Linked DNA regions of Homo sapiens: region 2 is linked to region 1. Evidence: chromatin contacts called from ENCODE Hi-C or POLR2A ChIA-PET data. All regions are on one chromosome and are shown on one strand. The core of a region is the stretch at or near the end of the contact, and the rest is flanking DNA. Distances in the headings are between cores, read along the strand shown.

Region 1 (6,744 bases), core at 3,181-5,680:
ATTTACCTTTGTGAATGTGATGAAAAAATACCCTACTACTATTATTCCAAGTTTAGTAACATAAAAATGTGGCCTATGGGCTGGGCGCGGTGGCTCACGCCTGTAATCACAGCACTTTGGGAGGCAGAGGTGGGTGGATCACCTGAGGTCAGGAGTTCGAGACCAGCCTGGCCCACATGGTGTAGCCCCGTCTCTACTAAAAATACAAAAAATTAGCTGGGCATGGTGGTGGGTGCCTGTAATCCCAGCTACTCGGGAGGCTGAGGCAGGAGAATCGCTTGAACCTGGGAGGCAGAGGTTGCAGTGAGCCGAGTTCGCGCCATTGCACTCCAGCCTGGGCAACAAGAGCAAAACTCTGTCTCAAAAAAAAAAAAAAAAATGTGGCCTATGTAGTGCCAGAGACGTTTCCTGGTGTATGTGGGGTAAACAAAAACAAGACATGGTCATTCTAATTGACCCTAGGCTGGCTGTTCTGTGGCCTTGTAAGGGGGTGGGGGCCCAGAGATTCTTCCTCTTTTTCTAAATGTAGAACACACTTGACTGGCTCTGGTAAACTGGACATGACCTAATGTTCCGTCTTACATGATCCCATTGCATGGGAAAGCCAGCCCAAACGCTTAGCCAGACAGCAGTGAAGCTACTGATGATAAAGCCAGATACTGCTGGGAGCTCAGCTGTCTTGTCTCTGTGGCTGTTTACTTTCTGACAGCCTTTTTTAGTCAACAAGGTTAGATGACTTGAACGTATGCCTCAAACACTTACAACTCTTCCCTGGCCTGCAGCATCCCTTGTTAATTTGTTGTAACATCTGCCTTGGCCCCTTGTCTTCACTACTTTTGGCATCTGACAATCTCAAAACAATGAAGCTGGGATTAGGTCTCGTTGGATAGCTGTGAAACAAATGTTCCCAGCATCATCAAATTGCAATTCTTTTCTTTCCTTTTTTTGAGACAGAGTCTCGCTGTGTTGTCCAGGCTGGAGTGCAATGGCGTGATCTCGGCTCACTGCAACCTCCTCCTCCCAGGTTCAAGTGATTCTCCTGCCTCAGCCTCCTGAGTAGCTGGGATTGCAGGCACGTGCCATCACACCCAGCTAATTTTTGTATTTTTAGTAGAGGTGGGGTTTCACTATGTTGTTCAGGCTGGTCTCCAACTCATGGCCTTGTGATCCGCCTGCCTCAGCCTCCCAAAGTGCTGGGATTACAGGCGTGAGCCACCGCGCCTGGCAATCAAATTGCATTTCTTAGTTAAGCACCCACCCTAGAGTTAGTTAATCATAGCTGGAGATATTTTCTGGCCGTTTGGTATAGCCAGCAGATTTTGCAGATAAAATGCACAGGGCATAATATGGCATCATAGCAAGGCCAACTGTCTTCACACCCAAAGGATATGGGATTTTACAATATATTTTCACTCTGAATGGAGGTTTTGGGATCCTCTGGCTCTTCTTATATCAGGTAAAGAGCAGAGTATGGTGGAATGGACTTGAACTCTGAGTTCAGACAGCTCATCTGGAGTTCAGACAGATCAGTCTTCTGAAAGTGACCTGGAGTCACTTTCTTCCTTTCTTAGAATTTGTTCCTTCATTTGTGAAGTGCAGTAATACATGTCTGACAGAGCTATTGTGAAAATGAGGAAACATGCAAAACATATTGCAGGTGCACAAATGTCAGTTCCCTTCCCTTATTGACGAGGAGTTGCCACCACTTTAATGAAAGGGATTTTTAGTGTGACTAGGACTCAAAAGGTAAGTTTTTCTTTAATGAATAGCCTGATTCTTGGACAATAATGGCTCAGCCACAAGAGCTTGAGTAATTGTTTTATAACTTAGACTTCCCTTGGCATGAGGACCCCACCCAGCCCATATGAAAATGAATACCATTAAGCAGCCAAATCTTTCTCCATTTTAATTGAATATTGTGTGTTGAGACCAAGATTCTCAATAAGTCCAAGGACTCTTGTATGTCATGTCCTTAGCATGATAATCTCCCCACTTCTTTTTACAGTCCATACTGATGGAAGAAGATGAGACAGGGAATGTTCCTATTTGGGGCTCCACTGAAAGCCTCTGGTGCAATTTCCTGTAAGGCCTCCACTTTCCCTTTGCTGGAAATTTTTAATAATTAAAGTAATATCATAATTAGAACTTCCAAAATCACAAATTAGAAGTGGCTGGGCTTTAGACCCCCTTGAGTCAAGGCAAGATAGAACAACTCAGCTTAGACATCTGATTGATTACCCATTACCCCCATTCAGTTATTAAAATGGGATCTCTAAGTCTATGAGCAACAAGACATGGTCAGCTTAGTCTCACTGCTATTTACAAGAAAAAAATCTTCCAAATTATTTATGGTTTAACTCTTTTGATCAATTCAGGTTACGTCCTCACACAACCTCCAAACTCTTTTAATTCAAACTTGATGGATGAATTGCTTGAATGTATTTTCCCATGGGTATACTAAATAGAGGTATTATTGTCAAAATTTATAGAAAATACAGTATAATTTTTATATTTTTTATAGTATAATTTTATAAAGTTAGTATGATTACTAACTTTATATAAAAAAAGAATTCCTTCTCTAGGAGGAATTCTCCGCCTTAACTAAATTGGTTATAAGATCCTGGAAAAGAAGGCAGGGATGCTTGGGAAGACCTCTGTCCCAGATTCTAGGGCAGTTACCAATAAGTTTTGTCACACTGGTTGCATCAGAAAATTCTCTAGTCTTCACTTTCTCAATATTAGGGAGTTGAGCAAAGTAATCTCCAGGAGTTCTCCTGTAAATGCAAATTACAGGAACTCATCTATTATATAAACCAAGGCCCAAATTTCTGTCTTGGAAATTCTGAATCTCTCCTTATGAAGTTGTTAGTGGAGTGAGGAATTTCCCAAACTCTATTTCTCATCATTTCTTAGTTTTACCATTAAGTGCCACTGGTAATAGACTTATAAATATTTATTATGACAACAGTAATTTAGCATTAAAGTCAAGGCATATGGAGAAAACAAAAGGTTCAAGTTAAAAGCATGCCTAAATATGTCTCATTTAATGAACTTAATAGACTTGCAGAAGTTTCCCACTAATGTAGTATTGTTTACAACTTATCTCCATAACGTCTATTGAGTTATGCCTTTCCCATTTGATTCAAACTTAGGCAAATTGACATTTGTGAGTACATTTTACTTCCAATCACACCTATCATAGTACATAACTCAAGTCCTAAATTTGAATTAATATTGCGTTAAAATTCCTTGCCTTCTTCTGATACGCTTAAGAAAGATGATGATACTACTCAACTACATTTTTGGACACTTAGGATAACTCTTACTATTTAAAAACAAAACTGAGAACTGAAATTCTACTAACCAGAAGAATTGACTGTAAAAGTGACTCGCCCAATTTGGTGGTCACCCTAGTTTTTAAAAATGAGGTTTGAATGGAAAATTGTAAAAGCAAAAGACTATTAATAATGGCAGGAGGTGGGTGTATGAACAGGTGTAGTAGATTATGGTGCAGATATGTGAAATTGCTGTAATTTTAAAGAACCACATCCCCATTTTTTTGTTACCTTCTTAACAAATGGTGGTTTTATGATTCAGAAAAAGATATGCTAAATATTGAGACGAGACTATCAGAATATTTTGCTTTCAAGAGGGTGGGAAGAGTTCAACTTAAAATGTTAGGACTCAAAAATAAAAATGAGTATTATTTGTTTGAATCTGAATTTTACTGCAGTGAAGGAGATTAAACATTTTCACAAGCATTTATAATGACCATGACCAGAAAGACCTGGCCATTGTGATTTCTTACCTGAGTTTCTGCACCAGCTTGCTAACTGGTTTCCCTGTTTCCAATATTGATTCTCTATTCTGCCAACAAATTGACCTTCTAAAACACAAATCTGATCATGACCTTCTTCTGTTAAAACACCTTTAGTGAATTCCCACTGCCTTCAGAACAAAATTCAAATCTTTAGCATGACATAAAGGGTTCTTCATCATCTGACATCTGCCCTTCTGTTTAGCCTTATCTGCCAGCATGCTTCCTCGCTTCAATATAACTTTTTTTTTTTTTGAGACGGAGTCTTACTCTGTTGCCCAGGCTGGAGGGCAATGGCGTGATCTCGGCTCACTGCAACCTCCTGGGTTCAAGCGAGTCTTGTGCCTTAGCCTCCCAAGTAGCTGAGACTACAGGCATTCACCACCATGCCTGGCTAATTTTTGTATTTTTTAGTAGAGACAAGGTTTCACTATGTTGCCCAGGCTGGTCTCAAACTTCTGACCTTAGGTGATCCGCCTGCCTTGGCCTCCCAAAGTGCTGGGATTACAGGCGTGAGTCATTGTGCCAGCCCAATATAAGTTCTTGGTCATGCTGAACCAATTTTACTTCCCCATACTCACCTCGCTTTGTCATCACACTTTCATAACTCTGCAGATACTGCCCCTCTTTCTTGGACTGACTTTCCTCACTTCATGTGGGAAACTCTTATTCATCCTTTACTCAGCGACCATCTCCTTTCTTGATTTGTACCCACTCCTCCGGTTTGGTGTTAGCCCATTATGCCTGTTGCGTATTCTGATGCATACACCATTGCATACTTCGTCTTACTCTAAATCTTAACTTCTTCACTGCTCTGTAATGCAATTGTCTGTCTTTCTCTAGACTGAGACCTTCTAGAGGAAAGATCTGCGTCTTCTTTATCTTTTTCCCTCAGCACTTATTATAATGCCTGGCACGCAGTAGGCATTCTGTAAATGTATGCTAAAATAATCAATGCATAAATAGTCCAGAAAAGTTCAACATGGACTAACTTTAAAATGAGATTAATTATGACAATTGTTAGTTCAAATTTTTTTAATTAAAAAATTCTTTACTATTAAATCAAGCCAATTTAAGCTTTCTGGGATGATATACAGAGACACACTACACAGCACAATGGTATAGCAGAAAAGAAATTATTTACAAGGATTGTTTAGAGTAAAATCAAATCTCTATTTTAACAAATATATGAGATAAACTATATCTTTATGATTATTTTTTGCTGTAAATGTATTCATACCAGGACAATTGTCACATTTAAAATTCTCTAAATAATTTTGGCACAGGTGAAATCTTCTAACGTTGTTAAGTCCCTAAGCTCTTTTTCTTTCTTTTCTTTTTTTTTGGAGACAGAGTTTTTGCTCTTGTTGCCCAGGCTGGAGTGCAATGGTGCAATCCCGGCTCACCACAACCTCCACCTCCTGGGTTCAAGCGATTCTCCTGCCTCAGCCTCCTGAGTAGCTGGGATTACAGGCATGCGCCTCCACGCCCGGCTAATTTTGTATTTTTAGTTGAGACGGGGTTTCTCCATGTTGGTCAGGCTGGTCTTGAACTCCCAAACTCAGGTGATCTGCCCACCTCAGCCTCCCAAAGTGGTAGGATTACAGGCGTGAGCCACTGCACCTGGCGTTTTCTTTTCTTTTTTTAGACAGGGTCTCTGTCACCCAGGCTGGAGTGCCATGGCATGATTACTGCTCACTGGGGGCTCAACCTGCTGGTCTGAAGCAATCCTCCCATCTCAGCCTCCTGAGTAGCTGGGACTACAGGCACACATCACCATGACCAGTTAATTTTTTACAAATTTTTTTGTAGACACAGGGTTTCCCTGTGTTGCCCAGGCTGGCAACTAGAACTCCTGGGCTCAAGCAATCCTCCTGCCTGAGCCTTCCAAAGTTCTGGGATTACCAGGGTGAGACACTGCATCCAGCCCCTGAGCTCTTTCGACAGGCTGATTGTTTTGTGTCAGCCTCTTCTCCAGCCGCCTCAGCCCATTCTCTTCAGAATGACTTGCTACCGGCCCTGGCTTCACAGCTACTTTTATTATACTTCCCCCTCACTTTAACTCTAGATGAAAGTTTAATGCTCCAACCTTTCTAGCCAACTGTGCTCTGCAGAAACCAGGCAGCTTTTCTGACACAAAGACTTAGAGTCCTTGCTCCAAAGAGGGCCCTGTACAATTTTCCTGGTGCTTATTGACAAATAAGAGGAACCAGATAGTGTCAATTTTGCGCATTCTTCTTCTTATTACTAAAATTGCCTATAGTGGCCAGTGTTTTAAAGTCTCCAAAGTATGTCTCAGATGCTCATCTAAACACTGGATGGCAAAGAGGTCACCACCCGTGTCAGGCTTATTGGCAAACAAATGGTGCTTGCACAGTGTCCAGTTCAAGGTGCCAGCTCCGAAAAGGCACACTGAGCGCACATGGGCCCTACTGCAGGTGGGTAAAGAGTGCTTCAAAGTGCTGCCACCTGACAAACCTAGAAGCTGCATGCATGTCAGAAGAGTCATACTTACGGCTTAAGGAGAGTGAGCTGGGGACTTCGGGAATCCTTTGAACAGTGGCCTAGAGATACTTGCTGTATGTGTCTTGGGCCTACTCCATAAACTTTTAAATTTTTTTCATTCTCTAGCATATACCCCACGTCCTCCCTACTGACCACAAAATAGGCACTGCCTGAAAAAAGAGATGTTTCGAGTGGAGGACACATTTTGACAGTCCCCATGTTTGTCAGCTTTCCACTAATAACTGCATGCCCTCTTTTCCACTTTTCTTCCTTATTGACTAGCATCGTCTCAGTTTCCAGGTTGTTTCCACCCATTAATGACTTGAGCTTCCTGAAAATTTCCAGGTTGGTTTGAATAGCAAAATCCATACCATAAAGATTCATCAAGTACCCTAGTCTGTACTCATTGTGTAGAGGTCCTT
Region 2 (6,744 bases), core at 3,095-5,594, 220 kb after region 1:
GATCTGCCTTTGGCCCTTGTGACAGACACATTGGCATTGTTTGCTGCACCATTTTCCCTTCCTGGACACACAGGGGGACTATATTTCACAGTCTCCCTTGCATTTGGATTGGAGCCATTGGACTAATTTGCCCAAGGAAGGTGAGTGGAAGTAAGTAACAAATGTCTTCCCCAGCCATGTTGAACTTGGAAGGCACGTGCTCCCGCTGGCAAAGCTAAGGACAGACGTGGCTGCATGACTTGCACTGGACTGTGCTATGAGTGAGAAACAAAATTCCATTGAGTTCTTCTGCTGAGATTTTAAGATTTGTTCTTATTGCATAGTCTAGCTGAAGCCTAACTTCTCCTTTTCTTATTCTGTATACCGTTTCCACAGTGCCAGTTACAGTGATGCGTTAAACATCCTTATTTCCAGTTCAGAATTTCCCTGGAGCTCCAAATTTTTATGTTTAATTTCTTACTGGGCAATTCCAGTTGTGTATATCAAAGGCCCATCAAATTAAAACTCATTATCTTCCCATCTGAAACCTACTGTTTTTCTATTCCTTCTTTTGGTAATGGCATTTCAATTCACTTAATTTTCAAAATTATAAACATGAGCGTCATTCTTGAAGCCCGTTTCTTGCTTCTTTCAAGATTTTTTCTTCATTTTTAATTTTCAAGTTTTACTGTGATGCATTTGGAACATATTTCTTTGAGTTTACCCTGTTTGGGGCTCATTGAGCTTTTTGAATCTGTGGACTTTTCTTTCACCAAACATGGGGAGTTTTCAGCCATTACTTCTTCCAATTTTTTTCATAATCATATACCTTCTCTTCTCTTACTGCAACTCCAGTGACATAAATTAGATATTTTGTTATTGTCTCATGGATGCCTATAGATCTGTTTTTGTTTGTTTGTTTTTGAGATGGAGTCTCGCTCTGTTCCCTAGGCTGGAGTGCAGTGGCATGATCTCGGCTCACTGCAACCTCTACCTTGTGGGTTCCAGCAATTCTCCTGCCTCAGCCTCCTGGATAGCTGGGACCATAGGCACGTGCCACCACGTCCAGCTAATATTTGTATTTTCAGTAAAGACGGGGTTTCACCATGTTAGCCAGCCTCGTTTTGAACTCCTGACCTCAGGTGATCTGCCTGCCTCGGCCTCCCAAAGTGCTGGGATTACAGGCGTGAGCCACTGCGCCCGGCCATGGATCTGTTCATTTTTATTCAAAATTTTTTTCTCTCTGTTCAGATTGGACAATTTTTATCTTCAAATTTACTGACATCTGTGTGAGAGAAAGAGCACAAGAGCGAGCGAGCAAAAGAGACTTTTTAATTCTCTTGAGAATCACAGCTCCAAAGGTTCCCTTCCCCCAGAATTTTGGCTCCTGTGGGCTCCCATTACATATGACCTCTGCTACTGAGACCTAATCACAACACTGTAGAATGCTCCCCTCCCTCCACACCTTACCACCATGTTCCTGAAGTCCTATTTAAAGCAATTCCTTTTACCCAGTACATCGTGTCTGGCTATCAAGAAAAAAACTGCAAGGCACACTGAAAGGCAAAAAACACAATCTGAAGAGACAGAGCAACCATCAGAACCAGATATGGCAGGGATGTGTGAATTATCAGGAATTTAAAACAACTATGACTAATAGGCTAAGAACGCTAACAGATAAACTCAATCCCGAAATGGGCAGTTTAAGTAGAGAGAAGGAAATTCTAAGAAATAATAAAAAAGAAATACTCAGCCAGGCATGGTGGTTCATGCCTGTAATCCCAGCACTTTGGGAGGCTGAGGCGGGCAGATAACTTGAGGTCAGGAGTTCAAGACCAGCCTGGCCAATATGGTGAAATCCCATCTCTACAAAAAATACAAAAATTAGCTGGGCGTATTGGCGGCCACTTGTAATCCCAGCTACTCAGGAAGCTGAGGCAGGAGATTATCTTGAACCTGGGAGGCAGAGGTTGCAGTGAGCCGAGATTGTGCCACTGTACTCCAGCCTGGACAGAGTGAGACTATGTCTCAAAAACAAACAACCAAACACACACACACACACACACACACACACACACACACACACACACACACACACAAATACCAGAGATCAAAATCACTGTATCAGAAATGAAGAATGCCTCTAATAGGCTTACTAACAGAACGAACTTGGCTGAGGAAGGAATCTCTGAGCTTGAGGATATCTTACTAGACACTACCCAAACTGGAAAAAAAAAAAAAAAAGACTAGGAAAATACCAGAATATCCAAGAACTCTGGGACAACTACAAAAGGCATAAATACTCATAAGAGGAATACCAGGAGAAGAAAGAAAGGAACACGAGAAATTCCTGAAGCAATAATGTCTGAGAATTTCCTTCAAATTAATGCAGGAAAATAAACTACAGATCGAGGAAGCTCAAAGAACACTTAGACATATCATATGTAAATTACAGAAAGTCAAAGATAATGAAAATTCCTGAGAGAAGTTACAGGAAAAACACACTTACCTATGGAGGAACAAAGAATTACATCCGATTTCTCCTCAGAAGCCATACATGCAAGAAGAGAGTAGAGTGAAATATTTAAAGTGTTGAGAGAAAAAACCACCAAACTAAAGCTCTGTACCTTGTGAAATTATTCTCCAAAGTAAAGGAGAAATAAAGCCTTTCTCAGATAAAAATTGAGGACATTTGTTTGTCAATAGACCTGCTTTGCAAGAAATGTTAAAGGAAGCTCTTTAGAGGGAAGGAAAATTATATAGGTCAGAAACTCAGTTCTACACAAATGAAGAGCATTAGCTATGGAATCAGTGAAGGTAAAAGAAAAGCTTTTGTCTTATTCTTGAGATACTCGATAACACTGTTCAAATTTATAACAGCAGCAATGTATTCAATTACATATGCATATATATTTATGTATGCCCATGTGTAAGTGAAATGAATGACAGCAATGATACAAGGGATAGGAAGGAGGAATAGGACTATTTTGTTACTTAAAAAGTACTTGAAGTGGTATAGTGTTATTTGAAAATGGTCTTAAATTAGTTGTAAATGTATATTGCAAACTCCATGGCAACCACTTAAAGTAAAAAAAGATGTACAACTGATATACTAAGAAAGGAGAGAAAATGGAATTATATTAAATGCTTAGTTAAAACCACAAAAGGCATAAAAAGAGAGAACAAAAACAGGAATGAAGAACAAGCACAACAAATAGAGAACAGTGAAAATATGGCAGAAGATATTAACCCAACTACAACAGTAATCATTTTAAATGTCAGTTAAAAGATTGTCACAATGGATCCAAAAAGAAAAACAAACAAACAAAAACAAGACTCAAATTATATGCTGTGTTTGCCAATAATCCAGTTTAAATATAAAGACACATATATATTAAAAGTAAATGGATAGAGAAAGATATGCCATGCTAACATTAAAAAAAGATGAGTCACTAAATTAATTTCAGACAGAACGAACTTCAGAGCAAGAAAAAGTTATCAGAGACAAAGAGGGGCATTATATAATGATAAAAGAGTCAATCCTCTGAGAAGACCTAATGAATTCTTTTTTTTTTTTTTTTTTTTTGAGACAGAGTCTCAATCTGTCGCCAGGCTGGAGTGCAGTGGTGCGATCTCGGCTCACTGCAACCTCCGCCTCCTGGGTTCAAGAGAATCTCCTGCCTCAGCCTCCCGAGTAGCTGGGACTACAGGTGTGCACCACCACGCCCAGCTAATTTTTGTATTTTTAGTAGAGACAGGGTTTCACCATGTTGGCCAGGATGGTCTTGATCTCGACTTCGTGATCTGACTGCCTCAGCCTTTCAAAGTGCTGGGATTACAGGTGACAGCCACAGCGCCCGGCCAGTGGATTCTTAATATATTTGCACCTAACAACAGAACATCAAAATACATGAGGCAAAACTGATAGAAGTGCAAGGAGAAGTAGATGAATCCACTCTCACAGCTGGAGACTTCAACATCCCTCTATCAAAAGTGCACAGATCCAGAAGTCAGAAGATCAGTTAAGGACATAGTCAAACTCAATAATCCCATCAATCAATTGGATATACTTGGCATCTATAGAAAGAAATGTCAGTTTTTCTAAAAGCCAGTCATCATTGTAAATTGAGATTAACAAACAAAAGAAATAAAAACATTAGAAAGTACAGACAGTGAATGGGAACATATGGTTTTGTTCACTTATTCATGAGAAAATACAAAAAAAGTTTATATTTTTATTTTAACTAATAAGATGAGAGGACACGATGCTAGAATGACATTTTGGAAATTGCTTCAAATAGCTTGAATGTTCTAAACAAAATGAGTTCGATATAATTGCGTGTTTCTTCCAATAACCGTATTTTGAACTGTTTTATTGACCAGATTTCCTGAAGAAATCTAGAGAAATATTTTTCATTTTTCTTGCTATTCTTTATTTAATGACTAACTATTAAGTGCCAAAGAAGTCATATGATTTCCCGATATGGAAAGATTTTAAAGTTTGTATTGATCACACTTGGAAAATCATATGAAATAAATGAATACACAGACAATTATGTCCACTGGTTATAACAAATAACCAGATCCCACTAGTCCATAGATCTAGGAACATGAGCTAAAAGCACATGCACACCAGGTTTTCTCATTTGTATACATTTAAGGGATACAAGTGCAGTTTTGTTACATGGATATATTGCAGTGTGGTGACGTCAGGGCTTTTGGTACAACCATCACTCAAATTATATACATGTATACCCATTAAGTCATTTCTCATCCTTCACCCTCCTTCTGTCCTCCCACCCTTCTAAGTCTCCAGTATCTACTAGTCCACACTCTACGTCCACGTGTACACATTACTTAGCTCCCACTTATGAGAACATGTGGTATTTGGCTTTCTGTTTGTGAGTTTTTTTCACTTAAGATAACGGCCTTCAGTTCCATCCATATTACTGCAAAATACATGATTTCATTTTATGACTGAATAGTATTCCATTGTATATATATGTCACATTTTCTTTATCCAATCTCTTGACAGACACTTAGGTTGATGCCTTATCTTTGCTATTGTGAATAGTGTTGCAATAAACATATGAGCGCAGGTATCTTTTGGATATGATTTCTTTTTCTTGGGTATATAGCCAATAGTAGGATTGCCAGATGGATTAGTAGTTCTATTTTTAGTTCTTTGAGAAATATCCATGCTGTTTTCCATAGAGCTTGTACCAATCACATTCCTAGCAACAATGTATAAGTGTTCCCTTTACTCAGCACTCCGCCAACATCTTATTTTTTATCTTTTTAATAATAGCTATTCTGACTGGTATAAAATGATATATCATTGTGGTTTTAATTTGCATTTCTCTGATTAGTGATGAACTTTTTTCATTTGATTCTTAGCCATTTGTCTGCTTTTGAAAAATGTCTATTTATGTCCTTTGCCTACTTTTTAATGGGATTATGTTATTTTTGACATTTTATTTGCAATAATGTAGATGAATTTTGTAATACATGTGTCACATTGAATTTAATATAGATTAGTTGTCTAGACCACAAATTGAAGCTGAGTTTAGATCTTTAAATAGTTATGCCTTTGCTTTTAGAGCTTGCATATACATTAGTGGTATTTTACTTCCCAGGTATTGATCCTACACCTCGGGCATGCTGCCACCAGGGGGTAGTAGTGTGCTACTATCTTTCGGTTGTAAAGGCAACCTGAGTATTTCTGAGTTTCAAAATGGTGACAGCAAGCTCTTTCACAAGATGTGACTTATGGTCTTTCCTTTAAGTATATTTTTATGTTTAAACAAACATAAAATGACTAATTCTTTAGGACATTTAAAACTTACATTTCTATGATACATTTTTCTTTTTTTATTAGGAAATACTGACTTATTTCCTCTAAAAGGAATGTATTTTTCTATTTTTAAAGATTATAATCCTACTCCATCACACATGGTTGATCATTTTTATTTTCCCTGTTATCTTTTAATAAACTTATTTTAAATGTATATGTGTGGTTGAATCCATTTTTACCTAACATTTAATTAAAATATTTTCCTAAGTTGCTAAACAGACTTTATAATAATAGCTATTTACAAGGTTTTCTACTGGGTAGATATACCATAATAAAATAATCTTAAGTATTATTTATCATATACTGAACATACTGTGTGCCAGGTGCTTTAAATTTATCATATCTAAAATTCACAACCTTGCTAAGTAGGAATTGTGATTTTTGTTGTACAAATGAAGAAACTGAGGAGTTAAGCAACTTTTCCAAAGTCACACAGTCAAAGCTAAACTGACACACAAATACCGCTCTGACTACAGAGGTTCAGTAACAAGGTATTTCTGGAATGCATTATTTAAATATTCCACATTTTTTGAGAATTCAGATTGCTTCCAATTTTTCACTTTCATAAATATCAATATCTTTATGCATTATATCTTTTTCTCTCCTTTTGGGTTATCACTTTTGCATGGGATTACTGGGGCAAAAACATGTTTCTGTTTCTATGCCTCCTGGTATGTATTAACTCCTAACCTTTCAAACTTGCATTAAAACTTAAATCTGACATTTTTCAGCTTTCCTGACTAAGGGGTGCTTCAACATCAAAGCTCCTTAGGATTTACTTCCTTTCTAAAGCAACGTCAAAAGGCTTTTGGTTTTAAGGATCTATGGGTGAAGAGATAATGCAGGAAGCCCGATATGCTGACATGTGTGAGAGGCATCATTCACCACAGAAGTAGAAACAGCATGGATGG

The links. A loop is a pair of places that touch in the nucleus more often than their neighbours do. ChIA-PET counts read pairs that join two places held with the same protein, here RNA polymerase II (POLR2A). Pooled maps may share reads with other maps.
Region 2: a loop to region 1 is called in a pooled map, with 2.2 times the contacts of the local background. The contact joins the promoter of CCDC146-AS1 here to the enhancer-like site in region 1. A Hi-C loop is called at or near these places in 1 of 50 pooled maps. POLR2A ChIA-PET finds 5 or more read pairs at or near these places in 2 of 52 experiments (PC-9 and WTC11).

What each region holds. Positions count from the first base shown.
Region 1 is chr7:77,461,482-77,468,225 of GRCh38, reverse strand. It overlaps the pseudogene GCNT1P5. Among named protein-coding and RNA genes, the nearest start is that of GSAP, 49 kb to the right of the region's middle. RefSeq lists a silencer at 4,338-4,417. Within about 2 kb of position 4,430, at least 3 of the 41 ENCODE cell types and tissues checked have a DNase peak (open chromatin) inside an H3K27ac peak, as active enhancers do; they include PC-9, where a contact is called at or near this core.
Region 2 is chr7:77,246,308-77,253,051 of GRCh38, reverse strand. It overlaps CCDC146-AS1 (CCDC146 antisense RNA 1), which reads left to right and starts at 4,344. Exons shown (of 2, transcript XR_007060387.1): 1 at 4,344-6,744. The region is part of intron 4 of CCDC146 (coiled-coil domain containing 146); the gene reads right to left. LOC102723791 (a long non-coding RNA gene) reads left to right here. Exons shown (of 6, transcript XR_927688.3): 6 at 175-249. RefSeq lists a silencer at 5,697-5,746.